Regions from separate parts of the Homo sapiens genome. Here region 1 is linked to region 2. A link is a loop called in an ENCODE intact Hi-C map of the cell type or tissue named here. Cell type or tissue: IMR-90. All regions are shown on one strand. Links, peaks and the distances in the headings refer to the core of each region. The heading gives the core; the rest is flanking DNA.

Region 1 (9,118 bases), core at 4,200-6,699, 61 kb after region 2:
TGCGGCATTATTTCTGAGGGCTCTGTTCTGTTCCATTGATCTATATCTCTGTTTTGGTACCAGTACCATGCTGTTTTGGTTACTGTAGCCTTGTAGTATAGTTTGAAGTCAGGTAGCATGATGCCTCCAGCTTTGTTCTTTTGGCTTAGGATTGACTTGGCGATGCGGGCTCTTTTTTGGTTCCCTATGAACTTTAAAGTAGTTTTTTCCAATTCTGTGAAGAAAGTCATTGGTAGCTTGATGGGGATGGCATTGAATCTATAAATTACCTTGGGCAGTATGGCCATTTTCACGATATTGATTCTTCCTACCCATGAGCATGGAATGTTCTTCCATTTGTTTGTATCCTCTTTTATTTCACTGAGCAGTGGTTTGTAGTTCTCCTTGAAGAGGTCCTTCATGTCCCTTGTAAGTTGGATTCCTAGGTATTTTATTCTCTTTGAAGCAATTGTGAATGGGAGTTCACTCACGATTTGGCATTCTGTTTGTCTGTTATTGGTGTATAAGAATGCTTGTGATTTTTGTACATTGATTTTGTATCCTGAGACTTTGCTGAAGTTGATTATCAGCTCAAGGAGATTCTGGGCTGAGACAATGGGGTTTTCTAGATATACAATCATGTCATCTGCAAACAGGGACAATTTGACTTCCTCTTTTCCTAATTGAATACCCTTTATTTCCTTCTCCTGCCTAATTGCCCTGGCCAGAACTTCCAACACTATGTTGAATAGGAGTGGTGAGAGAGGGCATCCCTGTCTTGTGCCCATTTTCAAAGGGAATGCTTCCAGTTTTTGCCCATTGAATATGATATTGGCTGTGGGTTTGTCATAGATAGCTCTTATTACTTTGAGATACATCCCATCAATACCTAATTTATTGAGAGTTTTTAGCATGAAGCGTTGTTGAATTTTGTCAAAGGCCTTTTCTGCATCTATTGAGATAATCATGTGGTTTTTGTCTTTAGTTCTGTTTATATGCTGGATTACATTTATTGATTTGCGTATATTGAACCAGCCTTGCATCCCAGGGATGAAGCCCACTTGAACATGGTGGATAAGCTTTTTGATGTGCTGCTGGATTTGGTTTGCCAGTATTTTATTGAGGATTTTTGCATCAATGTTCATCAAGGATATTGGTCTAAAATTCTGTTTTTTGCTTGTGTCTCTGCCTGGCTTTGGTATCAGGATGATGCTGGCCTCATAAAATGAGTTAGGGAGGATTCCCTCTTTTTCTATTAATTGGAATAGTTTCAGAAGGAATGGTACCAGTTCCTCCTTGTACCTCTGGTAGTATTCGGCTGTGAATCCATCCGGTCCTGGACTCTTTTTGGTTGGTAAGCTATTGATTATTGCCACAATTTCAGATCCTGTTTTTGGTCTATTCAGAGATTCAACTTCTTCCTGGTTTAGTCTTGGGAGGATGTATGTGTCAAGAAATTTATCCATTTCTTCTAGATTTTCTAGTTTATTTGCATAGAGGTGTTTGTGGTATTCTCTGATGGTAGTTTGTATTTCTGTGGGATTGGTGGTGATATCTCCTTTATCATTTTTTATTGTGTCTATTTGATTCTTCTCTCTTTTCTTCTTTATTAGTCTTGCTAGTGGTCTATCAATTTTGTTGATCCTTTCAAAAAACCACCTCCTGGATTCATTAATTTTTTGAAGGGTTTTTTGTGTCTCTATTTCCTTCAATTCTGCTCTGATCTTAGTTATTTCTTGCCTTCTGCTAGCTTCTGAATGTGTTTGCTCTTGCTTTTCTAGTTCTTTTAATTGTGATGTTAGGGTGTCAATTTTGGATCTTTCCTGCTTTCTCTTGTGGGCATTTAGTGCTATAAATTTCCCTCTACACACTGCTTTGAATGTGTCCCAGAGATTCTGGTATGTTGTGTCTTTGTTCTCATTGGTTTCAAAGAACATCTTTATTTCTGCCTTCATTTCGTTATGTACCCAGTAGTCATTCAGGAGCAGGTTGTTCAGTTTTCATATAGCTGAGTGGTTTTGAGTGAGTTTCTTAATCCTGAGTTCTAGTTTGATTGCACTGTGGTCTGAGAGAGAGTTTGTTATAGTTTCTGTTCTTTTACATTTGCTGAGGAGAGCTTTACTTCCAACTATGTGGTCAATTTTGGAGTAGGTGTGGTGTGGTGCTGAAAAGAATGTATATTCTGTTGATTTGGGGTGGAGAGTTCTGTAGATGTCTATTAGGTCCGCTTGGTGCAGAGCTGAGTTCAATTCATGGGTATCCTTGTTAACTTTCTGTCTCGTTGATCTGTCTAATGTTGACAGTGGGATGTTAAAGTCTCCCATTATTATTGTGTGGGAGTCTAAGTCTCTTTGTAGGTCACTCAGGACTTGCTTTATGAATCTGGGTGCTCCTGTATTGGGTGCCTATATATTTAGGATAGTTAGCTCTTCTTGTTGAATTGATCACTTTACCATTATGTAATGGCCTTCTTTGTCACTTTTGATCTTTGTTGGTTTAAAGTCTGTTTTATCAGAGACTAGGATTGCAACCCCTGCCTTTTTTTGTTTTCCATTTGCTTGGTAGATCTTCCTCCATCCTTTTATTTTGAGCCTATGTGTGTCTCTGCACATGAGATGGGTTTCCTGAATACAGCACACTGATGGGTCTTGACTCTATCCCATTTGCCAGTCTGTGTCTTTTAATTGGAGCATTTAGTCCATTTACATTGAAAGTTAATATTGTTATGTGTGAATTTGATCCTGTCATGATGATGTTAGCTGGTTATTTTGCTCGTTAGTTGATGCAGTTTCTTCCTAACCTCGATGGTCTTTACAATTTGGCATGATTTTGCAGTGGCTGGTACTGGTTGTTCCTTTCCATGTTTAGTGCTTCCCTCAGGAGCTCTTTTAGGGCAGGCCTGGTGATGACAAAATCTCTCAGCATTTGCTTGTCTGTAAAGTATTTTATTTCTCCTTCACTTATGAAGCTTAGTTTGGTTGGATATGAAATTCTGGGTTGAAAATTCTTTTCTTTAAGAATGTTGAATATTGGCCCCCACTCTCTTCTGGCTTGTAGAGTTTCTGCTGAGAGATCAGCTGTTAGTCTGATGGGCTTCCCTTTGTGGGTAACCCGACCTTTCTCTCTGGCTGCCCTTAACATTTTTTCCTTCATTTCAACTTTGGTGAATCTGACAATTATGTGTCTTAGAGTTGCTCTTCTCGAGCAGTATCTTTGTGGCATTCCCTGTATTTCCTGAATCTGAATGTTGGCCTGCCTTGCTAGCTTGGGGAAGTTCTCCTGGATAATATCCTGCAGAGTGTTTTCCAACTTGGTTCCATTCTCCCCATCACTTTCAGGTACACCAATCAGACGTAGATTTGGTCTTTTCACATAGTCCCATATTTCTTGGAGGCTTTGTTCATTTCTTTTTATTCTTTTTTCTCTAAACTTCCCTTCTCGCTTCATTTCATTCATTTCATCTTCCATCACTGATACCCTTTCTTCCAGTTGATCGCATCAGCTCCTGAGGCTTCTGCATTCTTCACATAGTTCTCGAGCCTTGGCTTTCAGCTCCATCAGCTCCTTTAAGCACTTCTCTGTATTGGTTATTCTAGTTATACATTCATCTAAATTTTTTACAAAGTTTTTAACTTCTTTGCCTTTGGTTTGAATTTCCTCCTATAGCTTGGAGTAGTTTGATCATCTGAAGCCTTCTCTCAACTCATCAAAGTCATTCTCCATCCAGCTTTGTTCCGTTGCTGGTGAGGATCTGCATTCCTTTGGAGGAGGAGAGGCATTCTGCTTTTTAGAGTTTCCAGTTTTTCTGCTGTTTTTTCCCCATCTTTGTGGTTTTATCTACTTTTGGTCTTTGATGATGGTGATGTATAGATGGGTTTTTGGTGTGGATGTCCTTTTGTTTGTTAGTTTTTCTTCTGACAGAGAGGACCCTCAGCTGCAGGTCTGTTGGAGTTTGCTAGAGGTCCAATCCAGACCCTGTTTGCCTGGGTATCAGCAGCGGTGGCTGCAGAACAGCGGATTTTTGTGAACCGCGAATGCTGCTGTCTGATCATTCCTCTGGAAGTTTTGTCTCAGAGCAGTACCCGGCCGTGTGAGGTGTCGGTCTGCTGCTACTGGGGGGTGCCTCCCAGTTAGGCTGCTCGGGGGTCAGGGGTCAGGGGCCCACTTGAGGAGGCAGTCTGCCCGTTATCAGATCTCCAGCTGCATGCTGGGAGAACCACTGCTCTCTTCAAACTGTCAGAGAGGGACATTTAAGTCTGCAGAGTTTACTGCTGTCTTTTTGTTTGTCTGTGCCCTGCCCCCAGAGGTGGAGCCTACAGAGGCAGGCAGGCCTCCTTGAGCTGTGGTGGGCTCCGTCCAGTTTGAGCTTCCCGGCTGCTTTGTTTACCTAAGCAAGCCTGGGCAATGGCGGGCGCCCCTCCCCTAGCCTCGCTGCCGCCTTGCAGTTTGATCTCAGACTGCTATGCTAGCAATCAGCAAGACCCCGTGGGCATAGGATCCTCTGAGCCATGTGCGGGATATAATCTCCTGGTGCGCTGTTTTTTAAGCCCGTCGGAAAAGCGCAGTATGAGGGTGGGAGTGACCAGATTTTCCAGGTGCCGTCCATCACCCCTTTCTTTGACTAGGAAAGGGAACTCCCTGACCCCTTGGGCTTCCCGAGTGAGGCAATGCCTCGCCCTGCTTCGGCTCGTGCACGGTGTGCTGCACCCACTGTCCTGCACCCACTGTCTGGCACTCCCTAGTGAGATGAACCCGGTACCTCAGATGAAAATGCAGAAATCACCCATCTTCTGTGTCACTTACACTGGGAGCTGTAGACTGGAGCTGTTCCTATTCAGCTGTCTTGGCTCCTATTCCACATTTGCTAAATTTAAAACCCTGGCAATTATATGACAGTGAAAGATAGTGAGTTTAGTTCAAGAAAAAGATTGCTAAAATTAATGAGACAGTGTGGTAGGTTGATTGTATCAATGGCCCCAGTTAATGGCTTCCTTATATCATGCTGTTTGCCCTGTATCTTTGTTGTCCTCTTCCACTGTGACTCTGGGCTTAAATGCCTTGCTTTGATTAATGGGAAGCTTGAATGATTGGGCTTCCTTTTTCTTGCTCTTCTGCCTACATCATAAGAAAATTCCTAGGCTAGTCTGATGGATCATGAGACATATGAAATAGAGCTGAGTCAACCCAGTTCCCCCAGTTGAGGCCCCGGATATATGAGAGATCCCAGTCAACTTCAGCAAAGCTGCCTAGTCAACCCCAAACTGACCGCTGACCATAAGTGAGCCCTACCAAGCACAGCTCATCTGAACAGAATGCCAACCAATTAACAGTCATGAACAGATGTAAATGTTTATTTTTGTATGCTCTGAGGTTTTGTAGTTCTTTGTTATGCAGTTTACTGTGGCAATAGAGAACTGACACGCAAAGGATAAACATGCTATAATTTATCTGCAAATATATACTTTTCCTTTTGCTTCAGGTCTCCAGAGCTCTCTTTCCACGTAGCTGCTGCTTCTTCAGTACTCTGCCCTGCAAAACATTAGATGCTTCAACTTCCCTGAATGTCCTGACCTTTGTTTCCTTAATTCTGAAAGAACTGATGAACTCCCCATCCTGGCCCTTTAGCCTGGCAAATGCTTCCAGGCAGTAAGCTGGGAGCAATCCCGGAGCTTATTTAATTTGTTTTCTTTAACTCAGAAATTAATTTCCTGTGCTGCCTGTTGTCAGTGTCTAAAAAGAGTTGTTTCAAATATTTTATGTGTGTTCCTACATGTAAACGATGGGACAGCAATTCCTGTAACAGCTAATTCTTTATGGGCATAAATGAAAATAAAATAATTAATATTTAAGTCATTTAAAATTTCTTCAATAACAAAGTAAAATTATTTTAAAACAGAGACATGTTTGTTAAATGTTTAATTACATTACTTAAAATGTTAATATAACTTTTAAAATGTATAAGCCTTTTTAACCAAGTTAATAAGAAACATTTTAAAGGTATACTTTGTTCTTTTCTTTCCATACTTATTCATGATCTGGAGGGGAAATACATTCTCTTTTAATTCAAACTCTTTCTTAGCTTCAATAAATCTGTCCAAGGGAAAAAATTATTTCCATGGTTGTGAAATAATTATGCTTGTAGACCTAGATGGTTCTATGGGTATGAGTTCAGGAGGCTGGTGAATACAGATGCTTTAGTGACTTCTTTCTTTCTTTTTAGTAATTCTCTTTATAATCTCAGCAAATTCATATTTCCTGAGTGACTCACCTTTAACCATCAAATCGATCCTAGTTGTCATCATGGATGAGTTATTATTGGAGGTTTATGTTTTAGTGAGTCTGCCTTAGTAAAGTTTGACCCTGGAAATGGCTGTAAGAATTTTGGCAAGACAATGACATGTAGCACATACTTATCTTGCCTATTTGTCAAAAGTTTCTAGAATGTCTTCTCATGTACTATTTTTATATCATTAGCAGTTATAAGCATAATTCCATAATAATATTTGGACCTTTAGCATATCTTAAAACCCCCCCTTTTTTTTTTTTGAGACAGAGTCTTGCTCTGTCACCCAGGCTGGAGTGTAGTGGTGCGATCTTGGCTCCGCCTCCCAGGTTCACGCCATTCTCCTGCTTCAGCTTCCTGAGTAGCTGAGACTACAGGCGCCTGCCACCACGCCCGGCTAATTTTTTGTATTTTTAGTAGAGATGGGGTTTCATCACGTAAGCCAGGATGGTCTCGATCTCCTGACCTCGTGATCCTCCCGCCTCGGCCTCCCAGAGTGCTGGGATTACAGGTATGAGCCACTGCACCCAGTCTTTAAAACCCTTTTAATATAGAGTTCAGTGTTTTAACAAAGCATTTTAAGCATAATTAATATATTCTATAGGTGAAAAAAGTTTATCATCTTTCAGGCACCTTGATTTATTTTTTCCTTGACATTTTGAAGAAGGAAAAAAATGAGATAAATAATAAAAAAATTTTCCTTTCATTGATTGATGGGGGCTTGGAAGTTTAAGGCCTGATTCTAAGCCAACTGATAAGAATAGAACCTATTGTGAAAGAGATACGGTGGCTAAAATGGATCAATGAATTGGAGACTAATGGTTCAATCAAGATGCTGAAGTGTGAGGTCTTAGTGTTGTAGTTGCTAGATTGTAGCAACAGAGGAAGGGGATTAGGAGCAGGAGAAAATAAGATATAGCATAGGCAGAGAACAGATCATGGAGTAGTCATAAAGAGTTTGTTAAGAATCAAGACGAATGACAAAAACTCAGTAAAGGCTCTGTTTACCTGAAATTACTATTGACTCATTTGAAACAGTGTATTTTAAGGTGATGAACATTTCACAATGTGGATATCTGTAGGGAGCTCTGTTTGATGTCATTTGTAAAACTAATAGTTAAAATATGATAGTAGTATATTAATATACTAAATATACTAAAATATGATAGTATGTTAGAAGTAGTCACTTCTAACATTCTATACCTGTCTCTGCCTGCCTGCCTGCCTGCCTGCCTGCCTATCTATCTATCTATCTATCTATCTATCTATCTATCTATCTAGAAAGATGGGTTTAATGGAGTATTTTCTACTTATTAGAGATTATCTTTCTACTGACAACACTTTGTATCACTCAAAAATGCTGTGAGAACATTAAGTATGTTCTGATGTGTGAAAACTCTAAAGGAGAAATTTATTTTTATATTACAGTATACACATATGTAAGTATATTAGGTCAAATGTATGACATTGCTGATGTTCAACCAATTTTGACCTACTGAAACAGCAATTTCATTATGGTGCATCCTAATGTTAGGTTCACATCTGAAAATGTTTACAAACAAAGGCATTTAATAAAATAGTAATCCTATTTGAATTTAGGATGGTGCTATGTCTAGATAAAGGGCTGGTAGCTTAGCTCCTGGATTTTGCTTTACACTTTGGACTAAACTGAAGGGTTAAAAAGTCAAACAAATCACTCCTCCCCAAAATACAGCAGTTTCACAAACCACTTTCACCTTGAAATTTCTGTGTGGATCTACCCTAAGTGACTTCTGAAAAAACTGCTCATGTGTCCATCTGAGAATCTCTTTATCTAACAATGAGTCACAAATTTCCATTGCTTCCCATCATTTTTCTTTTTCACTGTTTTTTAGATAGATGTGAGAAAAATTAATAATACTTAAATTTCCAGTTGTATTTATGAATTTTTAGATTTCTCTTTATTTCTTTCATTTCTCTCCTTTATTTTGCCAATGAGTACTTCATATTAAATTATGAAATTATGCTATTAGGTATACACATGTTTATTTTTTTATCTTACTGTTGAATTAACTTTTTAAAAATCATTTTTATTCTGTTTATTTCTGGTTATTCTTCTTGCCTTAAAATTTATATATAGCTGGTGTTATGTCTACTATCTTGCTCTTTGTTTTTTATTTGAAACATCACTTTTTTCCCTTTTATTCTGCTTTCTTGCCTGTTTTGTGACAAATCAATTATTATTATGATTCCATTTCATCCCTTTGACAGGCTTTTTACTTATACTTTTTTGGATATTTTTATTTGAGGACTAGAGATTACAATATACATCTTTTACTTATCACAGTTGACTTTGAATTAGTATTTTACCACTTCACACACACAAATGTTAGACTCTTACCACAGTAAAATTCTATTTACTACTCCATAGTGCTATTTTGTCATATATTTTACTTTTATATATGTTATACACATCTAAATACATTGTTATTGTTATTGCTTTACATGGTAAGCACCTTTTAACATATCAGAAATAACTTTTTAATATTTTCTCACATACTTACCCCTCTGGTGCTCTTCCGTATTTCCTCTGTCTCAGTGTATCCATCTGGAATAATTTCTCTTCATTATAAAGAACTTTATGTAACGCTGGCTGCTTATGGCAAATATACCCATGTTTTGCTTGTCAGAAAACAGATTTATTTCACCTTCATTTTTGATATATATATTTTGCTGGGTATAGATTTTTAGGTTGGCAGTTTATTTTTCTTACAACACTTTAAAGATATAGTCCCATTGTCCTGTGTCTTCTATACTTATTGTATAAAAGTCAGCTGTGTTTCTTGCTCTTTTTCCCTTGAATTTAACCTCTCTCTC
Region 2 (9,118 bases), core at 2,560-5,059:
CCCGGGAAGCAGAGGTTGCAGTGAGTTGAGATTGCACCATTGCACTCCAGCCTGGGCAACAGAGTGAGACATCGTCTCCAAAAAAAAAAAAGAATACTGATTGAAGCTGGGCAGGGTGGCTCACGCTTGTAATCCCAGCACTTCAGGAAGCCAAAGCAGGAGGATTGCTTGAAGTCAGGAGTTTGAGACCAGCTTAGGCAACAAAGTGATACCCTGTCTCTACAAAAACAAATTGAAAAAATTAGGTGTGATGGTGTGCACCAGTAGACTTTAGCTACTCAAGAGGCTGAGGTGGGAAGTTGGCTTGATCCCAGGAATTTGAGGCTGCAGTGAGCTATGATTGTTTCACTGCACTCCAGCCTGGGCGAAAGATAAAAAACAAAAAAAAAAAAACAAAACTTCGTGAGCTATAATAGCTACTAGTCTATTACAGTGGTCTCAATGAGAGGATAATAGAGAGTGAGATGAACTGAGAGATAACAGGATAGGGAAGAGATAAGGAAATCTATGAAGGATGACTTAGTTTTCTGGCTTGAGAAACTATAGATGGTGGTTTCATAAATGGAGAAACGATACCTTAGAGGACGACCATCCTTGGTGGGGATAAATTATGGGTTCAGCTTTGGACATTTTGGGTTTACGGTACCATGGAGATACCTCTCAGGAGTTGTCTGTGGGAGAGGTCTGGACTGAAGATGTACGTTTTTGTGTTTTCATCAGGCGATTGAGGGACAGTCCTAAGTGAGGCTGTCAGGAGACAAGGAGTATGAGAAGAGAAGAGAAGACCCAGCACCAAAGTTTGAGAAACTCCAAAATTTAACTCGCAGGTACAGGAGGATGAACCTGTGAAGAGGATGAGAAGAATGGGCTGGTAGGAAAAAACAGATGACTTGAAGCTGAGAAGAGAGTGCTTAAAAAAAGAAGTCAACAGTGCCAAATGCTGCCACACAGGGTCAAGCGGGAGAATAAAGAGTCTGCTGTCTCTGTGGATATGAATGTCAGTGGTGGCCCTCCATAGAGCTGTTCTGATGGATTCATGGGGGTAGAAGCCATACTGCAGTACTTTGAGGCCCTAGAAAGGGAGTGATAGACATAACTCCCTGAGAAAGCATCCTGCCACCTTGGTGAGAGGCCAGAAACCAAATGTACTGTTCAGAAAAGGCTTTTGTAGCAACAGAAGAGCTCCCAGCTTTCTGAACGGGTCCTGGGGCTGGCTCTGGGCTGCCCCCTTCCCTGTAGATTCTCAGTTTCTTTGGTCACCACCAACTAAGTTAATTCTCCAACCCAAGCATAAGTCACATGGGCTATCGATATGAGTGCACTTGTGCAGGTGGGAAGTTTAAAGTAATGGATGCAAAAATCAGGGACACTGAGTATTACATCCACTGACAGTGCTAGCTCCTGACAGAAGGGCCTTTGGGCATCTCCCATGTGCATTACCATACACTGTACACTCCTGTAAGTAAGAAATAGACATGCAGAGAGGTAAGGAACTTGGCTCATGTGGCAAGGGCCAGAGCTGGGATTCCACCTCAAGTCCTATTCTCTAAGACTTTTGGTTGCTGGTCAAAAGTCTAGAGGCACCAGAAGGGTAAGAACCTATCAGGGTAAGGGTGTGGCTGTGCAGAAGGTTGCTTTGATTGCCTGTTGTAGAGGGCTTGACATACGTGGGCCATTTTCGACAATAGAACTTCTTTCTATGCATCTGCTCTCACCACCAGGACATTCCTCATCTACCCTCGTGTTACTGAACACTTCACCATAATGGTGGCCTGTTCCACCTTTAGGAATGGATATTAGATTCACCTGAGCCATGAAAACAATATAAGGCTAATAACACTGGGAGCAAATCAATAGGAAATAATAGAATATGGACTTTATTATACATTATATTTTATCTTAGATATATCTTGACATCCTTGGAAATTTTCTCTCATTCCTTTCATTTTGGTAAGGTGAAGGTCTGATCTTGGAGTTGTAGATGTTCTCATGTTGAAACAAACTCATTAATAAAGGCTACTGCTTACAATGCTAACTAAATGTCAGATATATTACGTACATTTTATCTGATCCTCAAAACAGTCATATAAAATAGTTTTTTTGTGGTCTTTATTTCACAAATGAGGAAACTGAGTCTGGGGCGGATTAAAAATGGCTGCAAATTCTTTGCCACCTTTCCATCAAGAAGTGGGTGCTTTCTCCCCTCCTTTGACTCTGAGTTGGCCCTTGTGGCTGACTTGACCAACAGCATTTGGCGGAAGGGACACTGCATGTTCTAGATCTAGTTTTTAAGAGGCCTGGAAGCTTTTGCTTTAGTTCTAGCTGCCATGTGAGGATTTCAAGTACCCTGAGACTGTTATGCTTTGAGGAAGCCCAGGCTAGCCATGTGGAGAGGCTACCCGGGGAGGGGGCAGAGGAGGACAGAGAGACAGACAGAGATCTATACCCAGCCAGCACTAGCTCATCAGCCATCTTAGCCTAGAAGTCATCTTGGACATATTCTAGCTTCATTAGAAACTGGGGAAAAGACCTGCCCCCTATCCCCTCAGGAAACCGTGACTGTCAGTTAAAATGTGGGCCCCAAATGTATGAACAGAGTTGGGCCATCCCAGTCATTTTCAGTTCTCTGTACTACTCTGTTTGAGGCCACAGACATTGTAGAGCAGAGATAATCTTTCCCTGCTGTGCACTGCCCTAATTCTAGACTCTGCAAAACCATGACTATGGTAAGATGGTTGTTTTAAATTACTGAGTTTTGAGGTGGTTTGTTATGCAGCAATAAGTAACTTAAACAGTATTTCATTAAGCAATTTTGCCTGATGACAGAGGAAGGAGCGGAGTCTGGATTCAAACCCACATTTGCCTGATTACAGAGCTGGCCACTCTCTGCTACTTTGTGTGGTCCCTTCTTCTGGAACTTTTAGATTGGTGTTTCATTTTCTACTAGGTCTCCCACTAAATTTCCCTTAGCTTAAATCCTGGACAAATAGAAGGGATAAAAAGATTTGTTGTCCTTCATCATAACAATAAAAAGTTAAATTATAGGTGAAGAAGTTCTGAAGATAATGTTGTGACAGCCTATTTTTAATTCTTTTTCCTAGATCTTGTTAGGAAAATAGGAGGGTCCAGAAGACCATGCTAGCCAGAACTTCATCCCTGCCTACTCCTACTTTTCAATTGTTAAAATGAGACTATTTTCCCTACTTCTTGATTTTTTTTTTATGTTTTAAAATAAAGCATGATGAAGGTAATTCTGCCAGAGGAAGGAGGCAAAAGAGGATTTGTGGAAAACAAATGCATTACCCCCTATTCCAAATTACCATGAAGTAGGAACACGTGGAGTCATTTTGTGGGATCTTTGGGAAATGGCAGGAATTCAGCTTACAGGATAAATAGGGGCTGTTCCTTTAGAAGACGTTCTGTGTTTCTGTGGTAGCAAATATACCATGTGATGATAGCCCTGTGAATAGCTGTGTTTATCAAATTCCAAAGCAAATACTCAAGTGAAACTCCACATGAAAGGCCAAACCACAAGCTGGAGGTTCCCCATGGCACTGCCAAATTTGCAAAAATGTCTGTGGTTTGTGTATGTGTGTATGTTTGAATTACACATCCATTATACATGCATCTATTTCTAGTAACTGCTGCATACAACCAGAAGAAAGGCTTATCTCTTACCTAATGCTCTAATATCTGTTTATTATCTCATTTCTCTTACCTAATGCTGAGTAGGCAATGATGGGTAGACCTCATGAAAGTTTTGTTATAGAGACAACTTCCCTATCCATAGAGGTATTGTATTATCTAACTTCTAACTCTGGCAATATCTGGCAAGAAAGACATAAATATTGAGTTGCAGGGAAATGTTTAGTGTGTAAGGAGTAACTAGCTGATGTGTACATAGGTGTTGTAGATTAGATCATTGTTTGGCAAATATTTACTTTCTTTATCCCCACTACCTCCATGAGAGGAGTATATTTCCCCACTCTACTAATGTGGACTTGGCATTGTGATTTGCTTTGGTTAATGGAATACATAGGAAGTGACAGTGTGTGAGTTCTGATTCCAGGCCTTAAGATGCTTTGCATGTGTCCACATGAACTTCTGGAAGCCTTCAACTTCTTCTCTTGATACCAGCAGCTGTCTCTCTAGCAAAGGGCCCAGAATGACCACTGTGGAATAGAGTTATTTCAGCTGACTTGCAGCCTAAGGAAGAGTGTATTAGTCTTTTCTCACACTGCTATAAAGAAATACCTGAGACTGGGTAATTTATAAAGAAAAGAGGTTTTATTGGGTCATGGTTCCATAGGCTGTACAGGAGGCATGGCTGGGGAGTCCTCAGGAAACTTACAATCATGGCAGAAGATGAAGGGGAGGCAGGCACATCTTCACATGGCCAGGGCAGAAGAGAGAGAGAGGTGGGAGGTGCTACATACTTTTTTTTTTTTTTTGAGATGGAGCCTTGCTATGTTGCCCAGGCTGGAGTGCAGTGGTGCAATCTCAGCTCACTACAACCTCCGCTTCCCGGGTTCAAGCGATTCTCCTGCCTCAGCCTCCCAAGTAGCTGGGACTACAGGCGTGTGCCACCACACCCAGCTAATTTTTTGTATTTTTAGTAGAGACGGGGTTTCACCGTGTTCGCTAGGATGGTCTGGATCTCCTGACCTTGTGATTCACCCGCCTCGGCCTCTCAAAGTGCTGGGATTACAGGCATGAGCCACCGGGCCCAGCCTGTACACTTTTAAGCAACCAGATCTTATGAGAACTCTATAATGAGAACAGCACTAGGAGGATGGTGCTAAACTATTAGAAACTGATCTAATTGCCTCACACCAGGCCCCACCTCTAACATTGGGGATTACAATTGAACATGAGATTTGGATGGGGACACAGATCCAAACCATATCACAGAGCCTTATGGTGTAGTCACTGAGTTCTAGGTTGGCTAGTTACTCAGCATTATTGTGACAGTTGCTGATTGATATAATAAGTGTGTTTCAACTTATGTGCAAATTTCTTTTTCCCTGAGCTTGTTCTTATACATTAAGTTTGCTTTTATGGTTTCAAGTTGGATGAAACAGTAATAAAAAAAAAAACCCAAAATATGAAAATCAAACCTTTGGTTTATTCAGAGTAGAGTTTGTGATGAGAAAGGATGGCTGTCAGCTGAGGACAGGATAGAGGACTGTGTGTAAGGTTATAGAATAGCTATAAACTAGACAACTGGACAACTGGGCATGCATCACAAGGGAGATGGGGCAGTTTTTTCATTGCTAGGGATTGCATCAGTTATGTGAATTAGGTAAGTGGCCTGATTGGGCATATGCAGTTGAGGAAGAGCCCTATAATGGTTCCTGGCAAAAGGGGAAGGTGAGAGTATGGATTTGCTGCTGCCATGTGAAATTGATGGTCTACTGTTCTAAAATATCTTGTGGGAAGGAAGAGAGCTTAATTTCCTTTAGAGGTGGTTGGATTCACCTGCTTCATGAGGCACTATATGGCTGACTCACTCTCCAAGCTTTAACCAACAGAATGACATATTTTCTGTGATGCCAACATTTTCCCTGGACCACAAGAGACCAGCAGAGGAAGAGTGGTCTGGGCGGACAGTCAACTCTGACCACATAACAACTCTGCCTTTTTTCTTCAGATTGTATATTCTGGAGGGACACTGGCAAACATCTTTGCCTTTTAGTGTGGACACATCAGCATCTTAGGAAACACATCCAGAATTCAGTCACAGACAAGAAATCCCTCTTCACAGCCCTTTTGGCTGCTGCCAGTCTCCTCGCTTTAGCTGAGTACCAATGATAGACTGCCAAGCAAGTACTGTAGTACTTCTTTGTGAGGTTGAACTAAAATGTGAAAAAAAAAAAATCAACCAATGTTTATGGAATGACTCACATGTCCTGGGTTAGTTGTTTTAAGTGGCTTACTTCATTTGCTCCTCATACAATAACACTGTGAGGTAAGTATTATTGTAACCATTTTACAGATGAAGAAACTGAAACCCACAGTTAATCAACTTAACTTCCGGTCACACAGCGAATTGGCAGAACTGTCCTGTTGACCCAGGTCTTTTGGTTCTCAATCCAGTCTTCTTTCCATTATGCCTGGAACTTTCCTAAAATTTAATTTTTGGCTTAGGAGGTACAAATTTGGTAGAGAGATGGTGGTTGACTCTGTTAGATACAAATTGCGGGAATGTAAGGGAAGGCAGTTCAGACCGTCTCCTGCAGCGGAAACAAGACATCCTTGGAGCCCTTGTCAGGAGGATAGATTAAGAAAATGTTGGGGACTTTTCTGTCAGCCTCAAGCTTTCTTCAGAGCCTTGAACCTGTATTAGAATAGATATTTGCAGCAGGCAGAAAGAGGGCAGGAGTTTCCTCTGGCCTATAAGCCTTTTTCTACTACCTGGTTATGGCAGTGAGAAGACTCCTGATATCTGGACAATGGTGACTTCTGTTTGATGAGAACCCGTAATACTGCAGGAGCCAATCTAACTGTGAGTGTACATCTGTTTTCTGTTGGTACCTTTGTCAGTCTCGAAGCTGAGAAGGAGGAATGAGCAGAGTGAAAATCAGAACGGGCTTTTATTATCAACTCTGCTGTGTGATTGTTGCAACTTACTTAGCATTCTTCAACTTTGCCTTTCTGTATTGTGAGGAGATTAGATGATATCATTGCTTCTTTCTTCTTTGTAGCAGCAAAAATATTTTTTAAAAATAACATCTGATGTGGAATCTTAAGATGTAATATAGATTCAACTCTTCTGGATGAAGCGAGGATTGGATTAGGTGCCCGATATGGTCTGAATGTTTGTGTTTACCCAAAATTCCTGTGTTAAAACCTAATTACCAATGTGGTAGTAGGAGGTGGGGCCTTTGGGAGGTGATTAGGTCATGAGAGCATGTCATGCATGGGATTGTTGCCTTATAAAAGAGGGCTCAGAGAGATCCCTTGCTATCATGTCAAGACACAGCAAGAAGGTGCCATCTATGAACCAGAAAGTGGGCCCTCACCCAACAGCAAATCTATTGGTGCCTTGATCTTTGACTTCCCAACCTCCAGAACTATGAGAAATAAGTGTCTGTTGTTTATAAGCCACCCAATCTATGGTGTTTTGTTATGACAGTGTGAAGGGAATAAGACAGACCCAAACCGAGGGGCTGTCTGGAAGCCCTTGAGTCACGTATGAGAAACCCAGAGCTTTGTGGACGAGATTTAAAACTGCCATTCTGGATGATCTCTTGGGTCTTTTTCAAAATTAACAGCATGGGATTACAGAACATGGTGGTCTACGTCACCCTCTAACTGCCCTCCAGGTGTTCATTTCTTGGTTATTTCCAACTTCCAGCCTTGGGGAGGCATCCTTCATTATGTATTTACATTTTCTTTTAATTGTCAAATGAACTGGCTTGAGCTTCTACCTATAAGCTTCTCACCACCCTTTCCATCCATATCTGAGGATTCTTGAGGAGTGTCCATATCTCTCAGTCATATGTTGCTCCAGTTTTCTGCTTCTGCTAACCACACATTTCCTCTTTTGCAGTTGTCTCTTTCTTCTGCCTATATCAGCTCAACATAAACAGCAGCTGTCTTTGGTTCTTTTCCAAGAACCACTCACATATGGCTGCATGAGCCTTGCTTTTACTGAAGGTTGGCAATAGTGGAGGGTTGGGGGGTCACGGCACCTTATAGCACAGCAGATAATTCAAAATTGAATTTTAGCCATCCCTGTTTTACAGTCTCATAGCCATAGCTAGCACTGAAAATTTCTTTCTTTTTTTCAAGGTCATGCCCTCTGGGGCTTTATTCACCAGGGCCTTCTGAAACCCTCCATGACCCCACACAAGGCACAGCCTCAGCAGCCTGGAGCTCGGCCACTTGCAGCCCCTGGTGTGGTAGGGGGTGGGGGTGGGGTGGGGGTATGGAGTGTTGGATTTGGGGCCTGTTTTCTGAGTTTTCATTTCTGAGTCAATCCCAAATTAGGGGAAGGGGCTGGATTAACCGCCTGCCCCTCTGCTTTCAGGGTCCAGACAAGGCAGTCGCTGGGGAAGCGCTTATGCTCTGGGGCGCTCCCGTAGCTTGGGAGGCTTTGGCCTCAGAAGCAGGTAGGGGGTGTTACTGGGCTGCACGTCGTACTGGCCGCCGTCCCTCACACGCTGGTACTGCCTCTGCTCCCGCTTGGCTTGTTCTCACAAGGGCAGATCCATCCCTTCCACACAGTTCAGCACCAATGCCTTTATCATGGAGCCTCCGTGCTGCTGGTCCTGGAGCCCCCCGAGGACAATGTACAGGGAGCCCACCTGGGCTTGGAAGGGCTTCACCAACTTGGTACAGACAAGAACCTGGTGCCGATCAGATCCATGATGAGCCATCAGCGTCACTCCGGACTGATCACGTCACGTCATAGAGGCACAACCTGCCAAATGTTCTCAGTGTGACCCCACCAGGAACTTGGCTTGTACTGACCTCCCAGTGGAGGGAATAAGTCCCAGGTTTGGGCAGCATCACTGGCTCCTTCTCTGCCCCCTCCACCTGGGTTGCTGTTGGTTACCTGCCAAGGGGAAAATTTCTTTATGGAAAAGACTTCCTTCCAGGGTGCTAGGTTCCCTTGCTGTCTGTATTTCCTTAGATCTTTTCTCCTTCCTTCTGAGGCCATTCACTTCTCAGCTTCCTGTGCATGTCCCAATTCTCATTTTTTAAAGTCATAAGAAGGCATTTATTCTTCTCATTCTTCTACTATTTTCTTCTAGACTACCACCATTGTTCTACCTAAATGGCTCATTTTTTGCTTAACAAAAGACAGTTCTGTTCTTATAAGAAATTCTGCCAAGATCCTTTAAAATAATATTGTCCCTTCTTTCTAATGGTTGGTCATGGAACTATTAATACATGAGGTCTTTCTTGATTTAGCTATAAAATAGGTGTTTTCTTCCAAGCCTTAATATTCATTCAGAGAAATAAGATACCTTTAAATCGAAGATGGATAATTTGGATATTTGTGATTGTTCTGGAATTTTAAACTTTTACTATCTTTACACAAAAAGGAGAAAAAAACAGTAAAGAACATCCATATTCTCATCACCTGTTGAGCAACTTTCAACTCATGGCA

The links. A loop is a pair of places that touch in the nucleus more often than their neighbours do. Peaks named below come from ENCODE experiments on the same cell type or tissue, not always from the same donor. Only the 100,000 strongest peaks of a DNase experiment are listed, where the experiment ranks them.
Region 1: a loop joins it to region 2, with 4 times the contacts of the local background. A loop is called at or near these places in 2 of 110 quality-filtered maps.

What each region holds. Positions count from the first base shown.
Region 1 is chr9:81,428,010-81,437,127 of GRCh38, reverse strand. No RefSeq gene overlaps it. Among named protein-coding and RNA genes, the nearest start is that of TLE1, 260 kb to the left of the region's middle. In IMR-90, for the core only: no CTCF peak of the experiment used is centred there; DNase peaks (open chromatin) are centred at 5,247 and 6,277; H3K27ac peaks cover 943 bases.
Region 2 is chr9:81,487,704-81,496,821 of GRCh38, reverse strand. It overlaps the pseudogene LOC101060099. Among named protein-coding and RNA genes, the nearest start is that of TLE1, 200 kb to the left of the region's middle. In IMR-90, for the core only: no CTCF peak of the experiment used is centred there; a DNase peak (open chromatin) is centred at 3,531.